3 separate regions of the Homo sapiens genome follow, and all the other regions are linked to region 2. Evidence: chromatin contacts called from ENCODE Hi-C or POLR2A ChIA-PET data. All regions are on one chromosome and are shown on one strand. The core of a region is the stretch at or near the end of the contact, and the rest is flanking DNA. Distances in the headings are between cores, read along the strand shown.

Region 1 (4,678 bases), core at 434-2,933, 570 kb before region 2:
GTTTCACCCTGGAGCAGATGTGTACAGTCAGGAAAATGTCACTCAACCTGTCTCTCCCCATCTGACAGGTCAGCAGGAAGCACCTGTCCTACTGGGTGTGTTTTCTTTGCAAGGGCCTTCCTCCTATAAGAGAAGGTATCTTCTCTCTCTCTCTTTTTTTTTTTTTTTTTTTAATTGAGGCAGAGTCTCACACTGTCACCCAGGCTGGAGTGCAATGGCCCGATCTCAGCTCACTGCAACCGCTGTCTCCCAGGTTCATGCGATTCTCCTGCCTCAGCCTCCCGAGTAGCTGGGATTACAGGCGCACGCCACCACATTTGGCTATTTTTGTATTTTTAGTAGAGAGGGGGTTGGTTTCCGTATATTGGCCTGCCTGGTCTTGAACTCCTGACCTCGTGATCTGCCCGCCTCGGCCTCACAAAATGTTGGGATTACAGGTGTGAGCCACCGCGCCCAGCCAGTGTCTTCTCTTAATTAAATCTTAAACCCTACATTTCCTAGTGTTCATTGCAGTAGAATCTGGGCAATGTATTTTACCAAGGACTCTTGTTTTTGAGCTTCTTAAATGGCCGGGGAGGTAATTAAATGCCATGGGTCTAATGACACACACACTTTCCATTCCAGCGGCTCCAAGTTCCTTCTCTGATAAATAGTTTAGCAATTATCTCTTTGGCCACCACCTGCCTCCCCCGGGAATGGTCTGCCAGGGTGATCTGTACTCCCCTGCCATTTTCCAGAGTCTCTGTAAATTAGGAAGAATTCCTGACGTCTCGGGTAACGTAGCTCTTTATGGGAGTGGAACGTGGCTATCTTTCCTCACTTTAAAATAGAAATTCTGGAGACTAAGCACCATCAAGGTGGCCATGATTTACCAAAATGCCAGCTTTTCAAAGTTCTTAAGTGTACAACCTTCCAGACTGTAGACCGAACAAGGGTAAAGGAGACAAAATGTATTGTCATGATTTTGCACGGCTAGTCTCTGGCAGAGTCAAGACCTCACATTCACTCGAGGGCTCAAATTTAGATATTGACATCTCCAAGTGAAACTAGAGTCCTAAGTGTGTGAGTCAGGTCACTTACCAACTGTAAATGAACATTTAAAATATGCCACAATGCACTCGTGGCACTGCTTACTTTTTATCTGTTTTACATATCAGGAATCAAAAAGAAAAATAGTCTGATCCTGACCCAACCTCTAGGAGGCCCAGGTTCAGGGTCCCGCCACCAGCAGGAGGAGGGGTGAAAGGTGACTAGAAGAGCGGCGTTAGAACTGCAGGAATTTCAAGGTCGCCTCCTAGGCCTCAGCGGTGGAGGCTAGCACGAAGGCGGGGCTGCAGCGCTGCCTGAACCAAAAGTACGCTGCGCTGAGGCGGGGCACGGAACGGGCTGGACTTCGGCTGGATGGGGCCTAGCGGATGGTTGGGCCGCGGCGGGATGGGGCGGGGCTTCGGGCGGGATGGGGCGGGGCTTCGGGCAGGATGGGGCGTGGCCGCGGCGGGATGGGTGGGGTCTGGGTGGGATGAGGCGGGACTTCGGGAGAGATGGGGCGGAGCCGTGGCGAGGCGCTGCAGCAGAAAGGAAATGCGCTGGCGGGGAGACCGGGGTTGGTCCCTGGCGGGGCAGGGGGCGGGCTCAGGCCGGAACTCCAGAGACGACCTCAGCCAACTGCTCCTGCGCCGGGCGGGGTCGTCGCCGCCAGCGGCTCCGAGCGCCGGAAGGGCCAGGTCTCAGGGCTCCTGGAGCTGCAGGCGGCGGGAGGGGCTACAAGTGGGTCCATTTTTTAGTATCTTTTTTCCTCCTTTTCTTGGCTCATCCCCAAAAGCGGAAAGTTTAGGGCAGAGCGACAGTCAGACCCATCCACTATGCCCCAACACGTGCAGGGCTGCGAGGGCGCCCGTTCCTCCCGGGACCCCAAGCGGTTTCTGCTACGCCTGTACAGACGTATCTTCCCAGAGTGAAAGTTGATGTTTAGCCGTTCCGAAGTTGGTGCTTTGTGGGAAGGAGAACAGCGGGAGAGCCGTAAGGAACGCAGGCGTCCTGACGTGAGGAACGCCTCTTAACACGCCCCGTGGCATGGAGTTTGACAGGGCCCTGGATCCCTGCGTTCACCCCTCCTGGAGTCCTGGACGCCCACCTGGGAGCAGCGTCAGGGCCGTGCCACTTTGACCCACGTTAAACGCATTGCATCCTCATTTCTGTGTCCCATCTAGATGCTTGACTCAGTGATGCAGAACCTTTCAGAGTTAGCTGGAAGCCACAGCCCTGCCTCTTGATGCAGCCTGGATCCAGCCGGTGTGAAGAGGAGACCCCTTCCCTCTTGTGGGGTTTGGATCCTGTGTTTCTAGCCTTTGCAAAACTCTACATCAGGGATATCCTGGACATGAAGGAGTCCCGCCAGGTGCCAGGTATGTGGCTAGCCACCCTGGGATGCCCTGGGCTGCATCTGCCACCCTTTCCCAAAGTCTCAGAAAGCTGGGATTAGAGGCTTTTAGGAGAGCCTTCCCTGCTGCAGGCTTTGAAAGGGACCTAGCCTGGACCTTCGCATGAGTTCATTTATTTGCAAGGTAAAAAAAACAGTCTAAATCTTTTTTTTTTTTTTTTTTTTTTTAGTAGGTGTTTGGGGGAGTAACTTTTGTACTGGGGTTTTTACCTCCATTTAGGGTCTTTCATGCTTAAAAATGCTCATTTGTTTTTCTTTGGCCCTGCTCCTGTTGGAGAGATCGCTGGGCCAGATATTCCTAGGCCTGGCTCCTTTCCTAAATGTGCCACTTACCTGGTCCGGGCATGTGACTCACCTTCTGCAAAGTCTGGGTTTCTTTGTAAAAATGGAGCTTAACCCTGTGTAATGGAATCTTTTGATTCCTGATATGTAAAGGGGGTTTGTTTTCTTTTGAATTAAGCAGAATCAAAATATTATAAACTCCCTGAGAGGAAGAACATCATCTGTCTTGTTCACCTTTGTAATCCCAGGGCTTAGAACAGTGCCTGGCATATAGTGGGCCCTCAAATAGAAATAGCAGTTGAAGCAACAAGGCATTATACATGTAAAGTTTAAATTTTCTTTTTTTTTTTTTGTATTAGAATAGTGGCTACTAGAGATAGGCTTATCTTACCTAAAAATATAACAAGTATAGTTTGGGGTGGATTTAAATAATTCACGTAGCTGTGTAATAATTCACAAATAGCCACATGTTTACTGTGCTATTTGAGAAGTTTGGTTAAACTTTCTTTGCTATTTTGAGTGAAGCTTTCCAGTCAAGGTCCTTCTGAATAACAAACTATGAGTTAGAAGTAGTCAAGAATCTCAAGCATCCACAGTTTTAATGAGATAAGGTTTTGTTTGTTTCCAGTTAAATGTACAAATATATTTGGATGACCTTATGCTAATGCCTTTTGTACAGATTTTTCGCCACACCTTTATTTCCTAATTATTGTTGGAAATGGTCTGTGTTTTCCCTTGGAAGGCAGCCAACCTCCTCCACAGTTTTCCATTTTCCAGTCTGGTTTTCTTCATAGCTCATCTCTTCAGGAAGAAATTAATTCACACCAAATTCTAGCCTTGCTTAATGATCTTCTGCAGGTGAGAAAACAGGTACCAAGGACATGACAGGGGCTTAACTCTACCTGTAGGCAAAAGACTTTATGATGTGTTAAAAACAAACCAACAAAAACAGGACCAGTGATCTTTGATTTATCACTGGTGAGAATGTTTCCAAGGTGTTTTAAAAATGAAACCTCACGGTTAAAGCAGACATCAGCTGACAGATTGGATACTTTTAGACCTGGGGCCCCCAACCCCTGGGACCACAGACCACTACTGGTACATGGCCATTAGGAACTGGGCCACACAGCAGGAAGTGAGTGGTTGGCCAGTGAGCATTACTGCCTGAGCCCCACATCCTGTCACATCAGCAGCGGCATTACATTCTTTTAGGAGCGCAAACCTTATTGTGAACTGCACGTGTGAGGGATCTAGTTGCACACTCCTTAGGATAATCTAATGCCTCATGATCTGAGGTGGAACAGTTTCATCCCCAAACCGTTCCCCCAACCCCCATCCCCGGAAAAATTGTCTTCTACAAAACCGGTGTCAAAAAGGTTGGGGACCACTGCTTTAGACTATACCATAGTGTTCTGGGGGGTGGGGAATTCCACTCCTAGGTTTTTGTTTTGTTGTTGTGTTTGGTTCCATTTACTATAAAGGCAAAACTTTTGACTACATAAAATTTAGGATTGTTTAAACAGCAAAGAATATCTTAAACAAAATAACAAAGACAAACCCCAAAAATGATAAAATATGAAATGAATGTGTTGTGTGATAAAGAATTTCACTGACCTTTGCCCTTGGTTCCTGCAGGGTAACATCTAAATTATTATAGTTTCCTGAGTGATAGGAGCGTCATCATTATTCATGGTGCCCTCTCGAACCACACTTGAATTTATGCGAATCAGGTGGTTCATGCTGGATCCCTAGATAGTTTGGGGTGGGGCTGTCTATGCCTAAAAGACCAACTGTTCAATTAGAGAGTTGGGGGTTTTGAGCCAGATCATATCAGTCTGACCCTTTGGGAAGGGAGTGGGGCTGGAGATTGAGTTCAGTTATGTGGCCAATCATTCAGTTAATTGTGCCTACCTTATGAGACCTCAGTAAAAACTCTGGACACTGAGGGTCAGATGA
Region 2 (4,571 bases), core at 281-2,780:
CTCTCGAGTAGCTGGGATTACAGGCATGCGCCACCATGCCCGGCTAATTTTGTATTTTTAGTAGAGATGGGGTTTCTCCATGTTGGTCAGGCTGGTCTCTAACTCCCAACCTCAGGCAATCCGCTTGCCTCAGCCTCCCAAAGTGCTGGGATTACAGGCGGGAGCCACTGTGCCTGGTCACATTCAGCTCTTAAATGTGACTTTGCCAGGCATTATTTGATTAGGAGCATTTGACTTCCCGAATCTTTCTTGCAGGCATCGTGACATTAGCTGGCATTATCTTAGCAAGGATAATGGTTTTTTTGTTTTTTGTTTTGTTTTGTTTTGTTTTGTTTTGTTTTGAGATGGAGTCTCACTCTGTAGCCCAGGCTGGAGTGCAGTGGCACGATCTTAGCTCACTGCAAGCTCCGCCTCCTGGGCTCAAGTGATTCTTCTGCCTTAGCCTCCCAAGTAGCTGGGATTACAGGCACGCGCCACCATGCCCAGCTAATTTTTGTATTTTTAGTAGAGACGGGGTTTCACCATGTTGGCTAGGCTGGTCTTGAACTCCTGACCTCATGATCTGCGCGCCTCGGCCTCCCAAAGTGCTGGGATTACAGGTGTGAGCCACCGCGCCCGGACTAGCAAGAATAATGTTAAGCCAACTCCAAACCTCTCTTAATAAAATTGGGCAATGGGGTGGGTTGTACCTGGGTGGGTCTGAGTTTCTGCTACAGTAGGCCCTCAATAAATGTTTGTTGGGCCCGGCGCCCTGGCTCAGGCCTGTAACCCAACACTTTGGGAGGCTGAGGCGGGTGGATCACCTGAGATCAGAAGTTTGAGACTAGCCTGGTCAACATGGTGAAACCCTGTCTCTACTGAAAATACAAAAGTTAGCTGGGCGTGGTGGCAGGCGCCAGTAGTCCCAGCTGCTTGGGAGCCTGAGGCAGAATCGCTTGGACCCGGGAGGCGGAGGTTGCAAGTGAGCGCCACTGCACTCCTGCCTGAGCGACAAGAGCGAAACTGTCTCAAAAAAAAAAAAAAAAAGCTTTTCGAATTCAATATAATGGGCTTTATGGGATGGGGTGACATGGATGATCTTTGAGTAGTGATTAGATTTTCACCTTGTATCAATACACTATATAATTCCTTAAAATAAATAAACGTACATACTTCAGAACAGGAACTTTATACTTCCTAAGGGAAATAATCTTGGATGGAGGTGATTTGCCACAGAGGAAATGCATAATTGGTACTCAAGTGGAAATGATTATTATTTGTGATGCAACGTCACATGCTACCTAGTTCAGTGCTCTGTGAATTAGGTGATGCAAACAGAATATTGTTGCTTGGAACGGTAGCAATTTTGCTGTTTTTAAAAGGCGGCGAAGAGAGCGTCCCCTTCCAAGGAGAAAATCTGGTGAGATTCCTTTAAAGTGCGGCCCGCGCGCCCCGCAGCCTGCCCCGGAGCTGCAGGGTTTGCGCCCCGCGGAGGTGAGGGCCGCTAAACCACATTTCCCGGCGAGCCCCTCAGGCTGCCGCGCCTGCGCAGTGGTGGCGTCCGAGGCCGGCCGAACTCCCGCGCTCTCCCGCCGCCTCGCCTCGCCTGGTGTCTCTCCCGACCATGGAGGGGGTCGCGGTGGTGACGGCGGGCAGCGTAGGCGCTGCCAAAACCGAGGGAGCTGCAGCCTTGCCGCCTCCGCCTCCTGTCTCCCCGCCCGCCCTCACCCCTGCACCCGCAGCGGGTGAGGAGGGACCGGCGCCTCTGTCTGAGACGGGGGCTCCCGGCTGCTCCGGCTCCCGGCCCCCTGAGCTGGAGCCGGAGCGCAGCCTGGGCCGCTTCAGAGGCCGCTTCGAGGACGAGGACGAGGAGTTGGAAGAAGAAGAGGAGCTGGAGGAGGAAGAAGAGGAGGAGGAGGAGGACATGAGTCACTTCTCGTTGAGGCTGGAGGGAGGCCGGCAGGACTCGGAGGACGAGGAGGAGGTATTTAGAGCCCCCGCGCGACCCCGCTGGGCCCAAGCGGCGTCAGGGACGTAGCTGGCCCTCGTCTGCCGGGCGCCGGCCCGATCCTAGTGCGCCGCCGCCGCGCGGAGCACTGGAGCGGACCTCCCCCGACCTCTGCCCCGGCTGCCTAGGCGTGTGGCGCCGACAGGCCTCCGGCCCGGCCTGGGTCTTTACCCGCTTATTTTGTGAAGTTCTTGCAGGTCACTTAGGCTCTGCGAGTCCAACTCATTCGTTCTGTTAATAATTATAATTATTTTGAGACAGGGTCTCCCAGGCTGGAGTGCAGTGGCGCGACCATGGCTCACTGCAGCCTCCAACTCCTGGCCTCAGGCGATCCTCCCGCCTCAGCCTCCGGAGTAGCTGGGACTACAGGCACGCGCCACCACGCCGGGCTAATTAAACATTTTTTTTTTTTTTTGTAGCGAGGAGGGCTCCCTATGTTCCCAGGCTGTTCTCGAACTCCTGGGTTCAAGAGATTCTCCCTCTCTGGCCTTCCGAAAGATTACATGCGTGAGCCACGTTGCCTGTCCTGTATAATTATTGAAGCTACTGCTTACTAGGCAGTAAAGATCCTTTTGTTTTGTTTTGTTTTGTTTTGTTTTTGAGACGGAGTCTCGCTCTGTCGCCCAGGCTGGAGTGCAGTGGCGCGATCTCGGCTCACTGCAACCTCCGCCTCCCAGGTTCAAGCGATTCTCCAGCCTCAGCCTTTAGAGTAGCTGGGACTACAAGGCGCCCGCCACCACGCCCGGCTTATTTTTTGTATTTTTAGTAGAGACGGGGTTTCACCGTGTTAGCCAGGATGGTCTCGATCTCCTGACCTCGTGATCCGCCCGCCTCGGCCTCCCAAAGTGCTGGGATTACAGGCGTGAGCCACTGCGCCCAGCGTAAAGATCCTTTTGAAACAATAATTTGGCTGGGCGCGGTGTGGCTCACGCCTATAATCCCCGCACTTTGGGAGGCCGAGGCAGGCGAAACACGAGGTCAGGAGTTCAGCCTGACCAAAGCGGTGAAACCCCTTCTCTACTGAAAATACAAAAAGTAGCGGGGCGTGGTGGCACGCGCCTGTAATCTCAGCTACTCAGGAGGCTGAGGTAGGAGAATCACTTGAATCTGGGAGGCGGAGGTTGCAGTGAGCCGAGATCTTGCCGCTGCACTCCAGTCTGGGCGACAGAGGCAGACTCCCTCTCAAAAAAAAAAAAAAAAAAACGGAAAGAAAGAAACAATAATTTATATTGTGTTATTATTGTAACTTTCAGTAGTCTTTTAATGGGTTGGAGGTGTATGTTTCCATGTTGCAATGACATTTTGAGATTATGGTTTAAGGTTTTGAAGAAGGTGGACTGAGCGCGGTGGCTCATGCTTGTAATCCTAGCACTTTGGGAGGCCTTGGCGGGTGGATCACCTGAGGCCAGGGGTTCGAGACCAGCCTGGCCAACATGGTGAAACCCCATCTCTACTAAAAATACAAAAATTAGCCAGGCGTGGTTGTGCGCGCCTGTAATCCCAGCTACTCGGGAGGCTGAGACAGGAGAATCGCTTTAATCCAGGAGGCGGAGGTTGCAGTGAACCGAGATGACATCACTGCACTCAGCTTGGGCTACAGAGTGAGACTCTGTCTCAAAAAAAAAAAAAGAATTTGTAAAAGGCAAGGACTTGTATTTTAAAACTGTTTCCGTTTATTTGCAGCGCCTGATTAATCTCTCTGAGCTGACCCCATACATCTTGTGTTCCATTTGCAAAGGTTACTTAATAGATGCAACTACCATCACAGAATGTCTTCATACCTGTAAGCATACCGATCACATTTCTGAATAATTTTTCAGTTTTTGAAATGTCTTGAAAGCATCCTGACTTCAACATTCTTTTTCAACAGTTTGTAAAAGCTGCATCGTAAGACATTTTTACTACAGCAACAGATGTCCAAAATGCAATATAGTAGTACATCAGACACAACCTCTTTATAACATAAGGTAAGAAGAATATATAAATTACAATTGTATTTTAAATATACTTTTTCTGAAAGCTTGAAGTTATATAGTTGGAATAAATTATTGACCTCTCAGGATGGGTTCAGTGGCTAATGCCATAATCCCAGCACTTTGGGAGGCCGAGGTGAGTGGATCACTTCAGATCAGGAGTTCAAGACCAACCTGGCCAACATGGTGAAACCCCATCTCCACTATTAGCCAGGAGTGGCGGCACATGCCTGTAATCCCAGCTACTTGGGAGGTTGAGGCAGGAGAATCGCTTGAACCTGGGAGGCAGAGGTTGCAGGAGCCAAGATCGTGCCACTGTATTCCAGCCTGGGCGACAGACTGATGAGAGTATCTCAAAAAAAAAAAAAACAAAAAAACTCTTGACCTCTCTCAAAATTAAAAGGGAACTACATATTCTTTTAAGAAATATGTATAGAGCACTTACTATGTACTAGGCACTGTAATATCTGCTGAGGACTTAAAAGAGGCACAGGCCTTTTTCCTGAGAATTTTAATCCCATCACTTACTCAGGTTAATGAGGCTAGTTTAGGCTTTTCATTTCCAGTATATAGGTATTCCAAATTCTGTTTTTTTAGAAGTAATACCTGAA
Region 3 (4,735 bases), core at 1,258-3,757, 930 kb after region 2:
CTAACTCCTGTCCCCCTTCTCTACTCCTTTGCTCCATAGTGTTAACCTACTCTCGGAGCTGCCTCCATGGGCACAGTAAAGGTGGCCCAAGGAAGGTGTGAGTGCATTCTGGTCATTTCTGCCTCAGGACTGGGATACTATGCCTGTCTGACCTTTCCTCCCCAACCTCGAATCCCCTATCTTCAACAGGGCAGCACCAGGCAAGAGGGGGTAAAAAGCTCTTTATTTGAAGCTCCAGGGTGGGGCAGGGCACTGGCCTCTCACCAGAGGTCCTCACAGTTCAGTTTCCCTACAGCTCAGTGTCAGGCCCCAGCCACACAGTCCAGCTGTGCTCCGATTGGCAGGCGGGTCAGACCTGCAGGTTGACAAAAGGTGCGAAGCCCGCCATATCCTGCAGCAGCACCAGGGCCTGGTGCAGCGGCGGCTCCACGTCGATGTCCACGCCGCGCTTCCGCAAGCGGCTCAGGCTGGACTCCGCCACATGGTGGCAGTGCCGCACCCGCAGCGAACGCAGCACGGGGCAGTACTCGGCCAATGTCCTGAGGGAGGAGCAGGGTGAGGCTAGGGACATGAGGCCACCACACCTTTGGTGGGGTAAGGTGGAGGCCCGGGCTCACTCAGCCTCGGACTGGCTCCGGCAAAATCCCGGTCTCCCTCCAGCTCGGGGCAGGGGCATACTTTTTCCGTCCCTACACAAGGGAGGCGCCTGGATTGGCTTCCAGTGAGCTGGAGACTTCCTGTCTCATTTAAGGGGGGAACCTGGCCCTCAGCTCCGCCTAGGATTGCAAGATCTCCCCCTTGTTGAAGAAAAGCCAGAAGTCGACTTTCTATGTGAAATCTCCCAATGTGTAAACATTGGTTGAAAAAAGTTTTTAAACTATGGGCTCTCTGGCCTAGGCAATCCTAGAGGCCCTTTCTGTTCAGAATGGGGGTGCTGTGGTTTGCAGGAAGATTCAGAACCCTCAGTCCGGCCTTTTAACAACTACAGCCCGCCCCATACCAGCAGAGGCTAAGTGACTGCCCTCCTCCCGCCCTATCAGGCCCAGGCACCTGACACCGTCGCTTCCGACGCGGAGGCAGCCGGTGAGGTCAAGGTGGTGGAGTTCTGGGCAGTTCCGAGCCAACTCTTGAACCGCGGCGTCCCCCACGTTGGCGTTGACGGCCAGAGAGAGGCTGCGGAGACCAGCGCCGCGCCTCTGCGCCAGGTACACGATGGCCTCGTCCTTGAGCTGGCGGCAGGCGGTGAGATCCAGCTCCTCCAGGGCCGGGCAGCGATCAGCGAGGCCGCGCAGCGCCAGCCCGTCCACCCAGTCACAGTGCGCGAGCGACAGGCGCTGCAGGCGTGGGCAGCCCTCGGCCAAAGCCCCAAGCGCCCGGCGACTCAGTTGCCCGCAGCCGCCCAACGCCACACTCCGCAGCTGCGGATTCCGCGCCAGCACCGGCACCAGGTCCTCGTCTGACAGCCATTCGTGACACGGCGCCAGTGCCAGCTCCTGCAGCCCCTCGGCATCCCGCAGCAGCCGGGCCAATGCGGCCCGCGGGATCTGCGGACCCACCTGCGGGCGGGGAGGCACCCCAACTCTCAGCCCGTCCCGCACTCCTCAGCCGCCTATGCACCCCTGACCTGAGTTCTTTTCTGGCAGCCTCCTGCTCTCCCAGGAGAGACCCCACTTTCCCTCTGAGTCGCTACCGAGTATTTGCCCTTTGGTGCGTGGATCCCTTCCGGGCAGCCCCGGCGGCCCAAGGGGGTCCAGAAGGGCATACTGCGGGGCTGGGGGCTGGGCTAGAGGCGGGGCGGTACCCAGGCAGGGGCGGGGCTTCAGCCCCCGGCTCACCTGCGCGGCATCGAAGCGACGCAGCCCGGCCAGGTGAAGCTGCACCAGCGACCGGAAGGCCCGGCTAACGCGCTGCAGCCGGAGCAGCTGGCGCAGCGGGACCCGGTTCAGGACGTGTGGGAGCAGCACGTCTTCCCAGGGCAGGTCCAGGAACCTGCGAGTAAAGGGGCGTTGGCACTGGCGTCCCGGGGCCACTATTACCTGCGAGTCCGCCTCCGTTATGTTCCTGCGCCCCAGCTCCCAAGAGCGGCCCCCAGACCCAGCCCCGGCTCGGCTCCCCTCCCTCAGGTTCCTCTTCCCTCTCGGCCCCTCCGGTGCTCGGTACCTGACGGCTCCGGGCTCTTGCTCCCCTCCGGACGGCTCCATCGGTGGCTCCATCGGCTGTCTATTGCGCGTGCGCAGTAAGATTTTCTCGCTTTGGCCTTGGAGTGGCCGCACCAAACCCGCCTCCTTGGCCTGTAGAGACAGACCTATTTAATCGAGTGCCGTCTCACCGAGGATCCGATCTGAAAGCTTTTCGGGTGGACCCCGAAACGGAGGCGGAACAGACCGGTGGTGTAACATTAGGCCTCGCCTTCTCGGCTACAGGGCTTGAGGCCTGAAGCTGGAGAATGCGGTGGGCATCAGAGACTGGCTTCTGTCGTCCTCTTGAGCCAGTAGCCGCCTCTGAGCGAAGTGGTGGTGGGAGGAGCAGGCAAGGCCAAACGCGGAGGGGGCGGAGCCAGGACTCTTAGGTTACCGGCCTCTCCTCTGCCCTCTGGTCGCGTTTAGCGACTTTGAAAAACGGGGAGAAACTATCCAGGCTCTTACTGTCTGCCACGTAGCAGGTGTTCAATAAGTAATTGTTGAAATAATGAATGAATTGGCGAGGCTATAATGTTTCCCTCATCAAGTAAACCTGCTCAAACCTCCCATTCCTGATTAATTATGAAGAGCTATCCAGCCTCTTCCACTTCGTAACAGTTTGGGCCGCGTTTCCGCCGGGGGAGAGAGATGTAGGGGGCGCGAAGAAAGACTATATTTCCAACTGGGTCCCTTTCATTTCCTCCAAAGGTCCAGAGTCCTAAGAAGAATGAGAGCTCAGCTCAGCCCGCCAGTGGTAGTGCTTCTCGGCTGGCCTTGGGTTTAGTTGTAGGGTCTGGGGCTGGGTCCGCCCTGGGACAATGACGCCCCAGACCTCTGGACTCAGCTTCAGGGCTGCCTCTCACCGCGTCCCCAGGTCCCAGTCCCAGGATCCGCTTCGGGGAACCCCAGGAGTAGTGCCTTCCCCCATCATCCACGGGATGGGTGTGGGGGGATGTGAAGGACGCGAGAGCCACTGCACCGCTGACGGTCTGGCGCTCCGGTGCAACCGCTTCAGCTGGCTCATCACAACGAAAACCACTTCTCATCTGTTATCTCGTCAAGGCTTCGGGCACCTCTGAAAGGTGGGCAGGTCTATGCTATCAGTCCATTTTAAAGATGGGGAAACCGAGGCCCTGGAGAGGAAGCCCCTTGTCCAGAATCAAGCCAGACGGGAATAGAGAACCCAGACATCTGGTTTTCCCAGAATTCCTTCCACGTTTCCCCACCCCGCAAGGCAGCGAGAAGGGAGAAGCTAGCAGCGGGGAGAGACAAGAAAGGGGTCAAGTTAGGTGAGGGCTTGCTATCTCTTCTTCCTCAGCCTGCTTAGGGAGGGGGTAGCTGGGAGGACAGACCCCTGCAAAGATAGAGCCACGTGAGCGCGCACCACCTCCGGCCGCGCGCCTCGTCCCCCTCCCCTCTTTGTTCGCGCCTCTGCGCCTGCGCAGTGCGACAAATCTGGCGCTGTCCCCTTCAGCACCACGCGGAGTCCGCGCCGCCCCTCCCCGCGGTGAGCCCCGCGCGCCCCCGCCTCGCACGTCCTCGCGCCCCCTGACTGCCCGAACAGACCCCTTCTTCCTTCCGAGGTCACCATCTGCCCGCCCTGGCCCTCCCAAAGAGAGTAGTTGCCATAGTAACTCCAGCGGCTCTTTCTTAAAATAGCAGGGCCCCCTTCTACCCTGGCCAAGGGCACAAGGGTTGCCGGTCCCCCACGTCTTCCGGTCCCTAGTTCATCCCGTCTAACCTCTTACCCCTGGGCAGGCGTGACGACACCTAACTCAGGCAGCAAGGAAGTTCTTCCTGAAGTCTGATTTAACATCCCCCTGCTGCATCCTGGGAGGGTGGTCAGGGTTGGATCTCCTGGGTCCGAGACTCAAAACCCCTGGCGGGTTCAAGACGGTGTTCCCTAGATCTCCTTTCCATAGTTGATGGTCTCCTGGATTTAGGGGGCGGGTCCAGTCTACACCCATACCGTGTGCTTGGCGCGGCCGCGTGCTCGTGGGGGCGGGAGCGCGTGTGGCATGTAACAGGTCATGTGGCAGCCTCCTAGGGACACGCGTGGGGTCTGGAGCGGGACACGCGTGTGCAGCCGGGCCTTACGTGTGGCTCAAGGGGCGGTGGGCGAGAGAGACGTGGACACAAGTGGGGTGGGGCACGTGAGGGTCTGGGGAATAGAACCAGGGGTTCCATGCGCCCTCCTCCTTGTCTGGGGCGGGTCTTAGGTTGGCGGGAGAGCCCAGCGGGGACCTAGCGACAAGGGGGGCTGGCAGCCTCCGGGGCTCTGGGCCCTGGGAGAGGGCGGGGGGTGGGGGGGATTAGCGTTGCCTGAGCGGCGCGTAGGGGGTAGGGGGAGGGACTGAGAGGCGGGCGGGCCTGGAGCAAACGGGAGCCGCGCTGCCTTCACAGCTCAGCTGGGCCCAGCCTCTCCTCTGTCTCTCCTCGGTCTCAGCTCTGGGCGAGCAGCGGTGAGTACTGAGGTGGCATTGAGTTGGGGCTGCACCGGGTATGCGCTGGGACCCCGTTGAGCTTCCGGAACCTGCCTGGCAGGGTTGCTACTC

Evidence for each region. Hi-C counts contacts between places; a loop is a spot of excess contacts on that map. ChIA-PET counts read pairs that join two places held with the same protein, here RNA polymerase II (POLR2A). Pooled maps may share reads with other maps.
Region 1: a loop to region 2 is called in a pooled map, with 4 times the contacts of the local background. The contact joins the promoter of STN1 here to the promoter of PCGF6 in region 2. A Hi-C loop is called at or near these places in 2 of 168 maps with a recorded cell type or tissue (both naive thymus-derived CD4-positive, alpha-beta T cell), 2 of 37 single-sample maps with no recorded cell type and 11 of 50 pooled maps. POLR2A ChIA-PET finds 5 or more read pairs at or near these places in 4 of 52 experiments (B cell, MCF 10A, activated T-cell and 1 more).
Region 3: a pooled map shows a loop between it and region 2 (5-fold over the local background). The contact joins the promoter of FBXL15 here to the promoter of PCGF6 in region 2. A Hi-C loop is called at or near these places in 1 of 37 single-sample maps with no recorded cell type and 6 of 50 pooled maps. POLR2A ChIA-PET finds 5 or more read pairs at or near these places in 1 of 52 experiments (HEK293T).

What each region holds. Positions count from the first base shown.
Region 1 is chr10:103,915,189-103,919,866 of GRCh38, reverse strand. STN1 (STN1 subunit of CST complex) reads left to right here and starts at 1,683. Exons shown (of 10, transcript NM_024928.5): 1 at 1,683-1,767; 2 at 2,211-2,405. The coding sequence starts at 2,273. RefSeq lists a silencer at 1,372-1,721 and enhancers at 1,462-1,756, 1,387-2,032, 1,892-2,221.
Region 2 is chr10:103,348,099-103,352,669 of GRCh38, reverse strand. It overlaps PCGF6 (polycomb group ring finger 6), which reads left to right and starts at 1,530. Exons shown (of 10, transcript NM_001011663.2): 1 at 1,530-1,963; 2 at 3,671-3,770; 3 at 3,858-3,954. The coding sequence starts at 1,604. RefSeq lists a silencer at 1,402-1,631 and an enhancer at 1,797-2,302.
Region 3 is chr10:102,418,608-102,423,342 of GRCh38, reverse strand. It overlaps FBXL15 (F-box and leucine rich repeat protein 15), which reads right to left and starts at 2,507. Exons shown (of 4, transcript NM_024326.4): 1 at 2,161-2,507; 2 at 1,836-1,989; 3 at 1,051-1,556; 4 at 207-539. The coding sequence starts at 2,213. The coding sequence ends at 350. It overlaps PSD (pleckstrin and Sec7 domain containing), which reads left to right and starts at 4,558. Exons shown (of 17, transcript NM_002779.5): 1 at 4,558-4,642. It overlaps CUEDC2 (CUE domain containing 2), which reads left to right. Exons shown (of 9, transcript NM_024040.3): 9 at 1-94. RefSeq lists enhancers at 200-259, 350-399, 590-649, 880-1,209, 2,120-2,589 and a silencer at 1,710-1,879.